Linked DNA regions of Homo sapiens: region 1 is linked to region 2. Evidence: chromatin contacts called from ENCODE Hi-C or POLR2A ChIA-PET data. All regions are on one chromosome and are shown on one strand. Each heading gives the region's core, a stretch centred on a gene start or an enhancer-like site at or near the end of the contact. The rest is flanking DNA. Distances are from core to core; before and after follow the strand shown.

Region 1 (3,122 bases), core at 288-2,787, 150 kb after region 2:
TTATGGGATCTAAACAACAGCCCGTGAAGGTAGAAGGGCTTATACCCATTTTACAGATATGAGAACTGAGGCCCAGAAAAGTTGTTATGGGCCCAAGGTGACAGAGCTGGGATTTCAACCCAGGCAGTCTTGCCCCTTGGCTGGGATATTCTTTACCCCACACTCCCCATTCTCAAGGCCATAGCGTAGCACCACCTTGCTTCCCCTAAATAATTATTTCCCACTTCTCGGCAGGTGGTGTGGAATCAGGATCTCCATCATGACGTTAGTGATGGCTTTTGCCGTGGAGGTGAGTGGGCATGTCTGTTCTCTAAAATGCTGCAGAAAGAAGCATCAGATTACCTCCAACGCACTGTGTCTAGACCAGTATTGGGAACATAGGTGCTTTTCCTTATAAGAGGTTTTCAGAGTAAATGAACTTGAGATTTCATTAAGATAGCTATTGTGTAAGAAAACTGGCCTGTCTGGCTGGACAGGTTTTGTGTTTTGGGGTTTTTAAAGAACTACCTGTTTTAAAATAAGATTAGTATCAATTTGGTTACCCTCTCTCTGCAAAGAAATCACCAGTCTCAGAGGCTCCTACATGTGCTAGGCGGAGGCATTACTGTGGCTGCTGCCTGCAGGCGTTGTGACTTGGGGGTTCACCCTGGAGATAAAACAGTGTCAGTGTGGGGTCAGTTATCCCAACAGTGAGGTCTGCCTGCCGATAATTGAGTCCTACTGTGTGCTGGGCACTGGGTTAAGCCCCTCACATACCTCGTCGCTAACTCTTACGATAATCCCAGAGTGTATCATGATTAAAAACTTGTGCATTGGAGTGGCCCAGAATTGGGCTAAATCCCCAGTTTACACTTAATAGCTGTGTGACCTATAGTAGGTTGCAGTCCCCTCTGTAGACTTCAGTTTCCTCATATAAAAGTGGGTATCCTAACGGCATCAGCTTAACAGGGCTGTTGTGAGAATAAATGAAATCATGCACGTAAATAAAGCATGCCTATAAAGCAATGACTACATAAATGTTATTCTAAAAATAGTCATCCTTATCCTCATTGTGCACAAGAGGAAACCGAGGTTCAGAGAGGTGAAATGACCTGCCTCCAAACTGCAAGGCTAGTAGCTGGTGGAAATGGAATTTGCAGATCCAGATTTAAATTCTAGCATGGAGGAAACAATTAAGCAGTGGGAGTGGCCAGGCACAGTGGCTCATACCTGTAATCCCAGCGCTTTGGGAGGCCAAGGCAGGAGGATCGCTTGAGCCCAGGAATTTGAGACCAGCCTGGGCAATATAGCGAGACCCCCATCTCTACAAAAAACTTAATAAGTTAGCCAGGTGTGGTGGTGTCCACCTGTAGTCCCTCTACTGAGGAGGCTGGGGCTAGAGGATTGCTTGAACCCAGAAGTTCCAGGCTGCAGTGAGCTATGATTGTGTTATTCCAGCCTGGGCAACAGAGTGAGACCGCATCTTAAAAAAATAAGTAGGAGATAGTAACAATGGTAACAGTGACTATTATTATAGGCTAATGGCTGCAGGCCCAGGAACCTGAGCTGACCCCCATCGTGACTAACAGCCTACTGCAACTGCAAGAGTCAGGCTGACTGTGATAAGGGATTGCTGAGGAGGAAGGGCTTGCAAGGTGATTATCAGAAGCAGTGGCCCCTCACCTTGGCTTTGCCCTCTTTATATGCAGGTGAAGCAGAGGGTAAGCTAAACCTTACCTGAAGCCTCAGAATTCTTCTCCATTTACAGACAGCGCTGCTACCCCAGCCTGAAATTTAAAAAAAACCCAGCACACATACTCAGGGAAACACATCAGGAATTTAAAAGATCTTCCAGGGATGATGTGAGACCCCTTGATTGATAAAAATAACAGTGACAGAGAGACCGTGTGGCGTAGTGGTTGGGCTGGGAATCCAGCTCTGCCACTGACTGGCTGTGCAACTTCGGGCAAGTTTCTTTTTTTTTTTTTTAATTTTCTTTTTTTTTTTTTAATTGAGATGGAGTCTTGCTCTGTTGCCCAGGCTGGAGTACAGTGGCGTGATCTTGGCTTAGTGCAACCTCGGCCTCCCAGATTCAAGCGATTCTTCTGCCTCAGCCTCCAGAGAAGCTGGGATTATAGGCGCCCACCACCACACCTGGCTAATTTTTGTATTTTTAGTAGAGACAGGGTTTCACCATGTTGGCCAGGCTGGTCTCAAACTCCTGACCCAGGTGATCCACCCGCCTCAGCCTCCCAAAGTGCTGGGATTATAGCCATGAGCCACTGCACCCGGCCAACTTTGGGCAAGTTTCTTAACCTTCCCAAGCCTCAGTTCCCCCATCCATAAAACGGGGATGATAGTAGTTCCTATGTCAGAGAGTTGGGGTGAGGAGGAAATGAGATGCTTGCAAATGCCTGGCCCCTAACAAAGCCCACAATAAAATTTAGCTATTTGCAAAAGTGAGTCCCTCTTGGCTCCCAGGGAGGCTGAGGTAACACTTGTCAAGGGTGGGTGGGCTGATTCAGGGGTACTACATTCGTGTTGTCTTGTCTGTATGGTAGAAACATCAAGTCCCACTCCTAACCTCTCAGAAGAAAGTGAGTAAATGAAGACCCTAAAGTTACACCAGAGAAAACCTGTCAATTCCCGCAACCTTCCTTTTGCCCTGCACCCTTTCCCATCCCCCAAAGTACACTTGACCCCTCTCTAAAGTGGCTGAATTCTACAGTACTCTGGGGAGAAAGTCAAGTTCTTAGCTATGACGTTGGTCTTTTTTCCCCGCTTTTGTTAAAAGAAAAAATGATGAGAAATGTTCCTTTCTTGCATTCCTGCACCATCTCCTCTTTCTCTTCCTCAATTTCTTAGGAACGAAATCACCCAAGATATAAATAAAATGTTCTAAATAAAGCTCTGCCTAACTGCAGCGTAAGACATGTCTGTGTACGTTTGTGACTGTCAGCCAAAATAAGTTAACCTCCGATGGAAGTCATTTTCATGTAATTAATTATTCTTGTCGCAGCTGAAAGAGACAGGTGCATTATTGGTGTACTTTGGCAGAACTTCTGGGTGAACTTAAGAAGTCTGCATTTCAAACACACCAAACAACTGGAGTGCAGCTTTGGCTTTTGTTCTGATATTGTTTC
Region 2 (2,990 bases), core at 467-2,966:
CCACAGAGCCAGGACCAGGGCCACAGGGCTTGAGGAATTGTCTATTCCTGCTGAGGGTGGGGAGTTCAGGAGAGCAACGATTTCTGTTCCTTGTTGATGACCTTGGCCAACTCTTCGACTCCTCAGGCTGCTCTTTTTCCCGCCCCCAGGTGGCGCTCTTTCCTCCTTCCTTCCCACCCCTCCATTGGTGACTTCATCCACCATCGTGGTGCAGCCCTAGCTTCTATCTGGACAACGCCCACCTTTCCCTCCCATACCGATCTCAGTGACGTCTCCATGAAGCCCTTCTAAGTTTCACCCATGCAGAGGTGGAAATACATGATTGCACTTGTTATTTAAGGAGGTTTCCTGTGTGCCCCCGCTGTGCTGAGGCCTCGATATAGAATCTCAGTTATTCCTCAGGAAATCTTCGCATGCAAGTGGTTTATTTGGGAAAGGATCCCAGGAAACACTGGCAGGAGAGATGGGAAGTGAGACGGGAAGGGAAGGCGGCCAGCAAAGGGGGCATGGATGGATGAGCTGGTCATAGAATGTTTGAAGAGACATGGCTTAGGAAGGAAATTCATTTGAATTTTTTTAACTTTGGACCTGTGCTTTCAAATGTCTTCTCCCTTGCCTGGCACAGTGGCTCATGCCTGTAACCCAGCATTTTGGAAGGCCGTGCAGGAGGATTAATTAAGGCCAGGAGTTTGAGACTAGCCTGGGCAACATAGTGAGACCTCGTCTCTATAAAAAAATCAAAAATATTAGTGGGGCATGATGGTGTAGACCTGTAGTCCCAGCTAGTTGGGAGGCTGAGGAGGGAGAATTGCTTGAGCACAGGAGTTTGAGGCTGCAGTGAGCTATGATTGTGCCACTGTACTGCAGCCTGGGTGACAGCGCAAGACCCTTTCTAAAAAAAGAAAGAGAGAGAGAGAAGGGAGAGAGAAAAGAAGGAAGAAAGGAAGGAAGGAAGGAGAAGAAAGAAGAAAGAAAAAAAGAAAGAAGAAAGAAAAAGAAAGAAAGATGGATGAAAGAAAGAAAAAGAAAGAAAGAAAGAGAAAAAAGCTCACTGTTAGAAAAAGAAGATTGACAAGGATGAAATAATGATAAATCCCAGGGGGATGAGCCTCCCAGCTCAGTCTCTGCTGGAAAAAAGTATTGAAAAGCACAGGTCCACCATGAAAAGAAATTAAAATGAATTTCATTCTTAAGCCAAACATATTCCAGAGAATCCATTTTAAGCCCTCCTGAACATTTATTGAAACCCCCTTCCATCTCCAACCCCAAAAGCTCCAAAGGACCTCACTTCTTGCTCCCCTTCCCAAGCCCCTGCTCTCAGCCTCCTCTCCCCTCTTCCCCATCTGTCCCATAAATTTGATCCCAGCAAGCAAGAATCCCTTCTTTTTATGAGCTAGAAAACTGACCAGTGACAGAAGATTTTTATTCACAGGAGGAGAGAGAGGATACTTCATTAATTTCAGTCCTACCTGTTGTACATATGTGTGTCCTGTAATAAATCATTTGTCTGACCCTTGTTTCTGGTTCCTAGGAGGAAGCTTCTAATTCTTGGAATTTCCTGAGTGATGGGATTGCCTGAGTTTATGCTAACAAGGTGACTCGGGATGGTGGCCAGCCACACCAGAAAGACCAACTGTGTGATTAGAGAGTTGGGACTTTGGGCCAGTGACATCAGCCTGATGATGTCTGGGGAGTGGAGGGGTTGCTGGAGATTGAGTTCAATCATGTGGCCAGTTATCTAGTCAATCATGCCTACATAATGAAACCACAAAAAAACCTCTGAATGATGAGACTCAGTTGAGCTCCCCGGGTTGGGAGTCATACTTCTGTGTGCTCAGAGGGCGACACAGAAGCTTTGTGAATTGGGCCCTCCCATGGGTTTTTTTTGGGGGGGTTGTTCCTTTATAATAAACAATTATAGAAAGTACAGTGCTTTTTTAGTGCTTTGAGTTGGTCTATGAGTTACTGAACCTGAGAGAGTAATGGGAGCCCCCGAATGTGTAGCCAGTTTGTCAGAAGTGTGGGTGGCCTGGGAGCCCTGGCGCTTGCAGTGGGTGCCTGAAGGGAGGACAGTCTTGTGGAAGACTGTGCCCTTAACCTGTGAAATGTGACCCAAGTCCAGGTGGCTGGTGTCAAAACTGCATTGCCTTATACTGTGGCTCAGACCATATGACAGAGATGAGAATCTGTCATTTCTGCTTGGAGAAATCAGTTTTTGGGGTGTGACTAATTTTTGCTCTGGGACCCAGATTTCACCCCCCCTAGAGTTGAGAGTTCTGCCCTTGTGTTTTATTTTCTGCTTTTGGCTAGAGATGTGAATGAGGGTGAGAAGATTATTGCCTGGGGATTGAAAACCAGGCCACAATGAAGTGGGACCCCCAAGGCCAAGAGTCCTGTCTGTGTTTTCCTCCTATAGGGAGATTGGCAGGTGGGGTCAGAGGCTACATTCATAAAGCATCTCAATTTTCCTCCACAGTTTGTGCTACTTAATGGCCCTGCATAAATACTTCTACAAGAGCCAACAAATTAATGACTCATAAGGCCCTTTAAAGCATTGGAAAGAAACTAAAAAGGAGATCTAATTTGTTTGGTTCAGGATTATTGGTATCAAGCTGGGTTTGGTGTCTTTTGTTTACTCATTGGTTTCCAAAAATAAATTTTGGGAAAACAGACCATTAAGGATAAAAGATGCTCCAGTGTACTTGAAACTGTTTGAGAAACAGGTAAAAAGGCAGTAAAATATAAAATTTATTGTGGCTGAGGGTTTTTCTAATGCCAAGCACAACAGCAGTAGACAGAAGCACAAACTGTGGACAATTGACCTTGGCTGGATCATGCCTTCTTCCCAATTTCCCAGGGCAGAGTGTCCCATTACGTAGAAATAAAAAAGAAATGCATTGTGTCTAGAGCCTGGAATGTGGGGTCCTCTGGGAATATTCATTTCAGTTACGCAACAAATATTTATTAAGCCTAGATTGCGCCTGGCCTAT

Evidence for each region. A loop is a pair of places that touch in the nucleus more often than their neighbours do. ChIA-PET counts read pairs that join two places held with the same protein, here RNA polymerase II (POLR2A). Pooled maps may share reads with other maps.
Region 1: a map of aorta shows a loop between it and region 2 (2.0-fold over the local background). The contact joins two enhancer-like sites. A Hi-C loop is called at or near these places in 3 of 168 maps with a recorded cell type or tissue (Caco-2, HepG2 and aorta) and 7 of 50 pooled maps. POLR2A ChIA-PET finds 5 or more read pairs at or near these places in 1 of 52 experiments (activated B cell).

What each region holds. Positions count from the first base shown.
Region 1 is chr7:3,215,759-3,218,880 of GRCh38, forward strand. No RefSeq gene overlaps it. Among named protein-coding and RNA genes, the nearest start is that of SDK1, 84 kb to the right of the region's middle. Within about 2 kb of position 1,538, at least 4 of the 41 ENCODE cell types and tissues checked have a DNase peak (open chromatin) inside an H3K27ac peak, as active enhancers do.
Region 2 is chr7:3,065,720-3,068,709 of GRCh38, forward strand. No RefSeq gene overlaps it. Among named protein-coding and RNA genes, the nearest start is that of CARD11, 23 kb to the left of the region's middle. RefSeq lists enhancers at 88-167, 208-257. Within about 2 kb of position 1,717, at least 5 of the 41 ENCODE cell types and tissues checked have a DNase peak (open chromatin) inside an H3K27ac peak, as active enhancers do.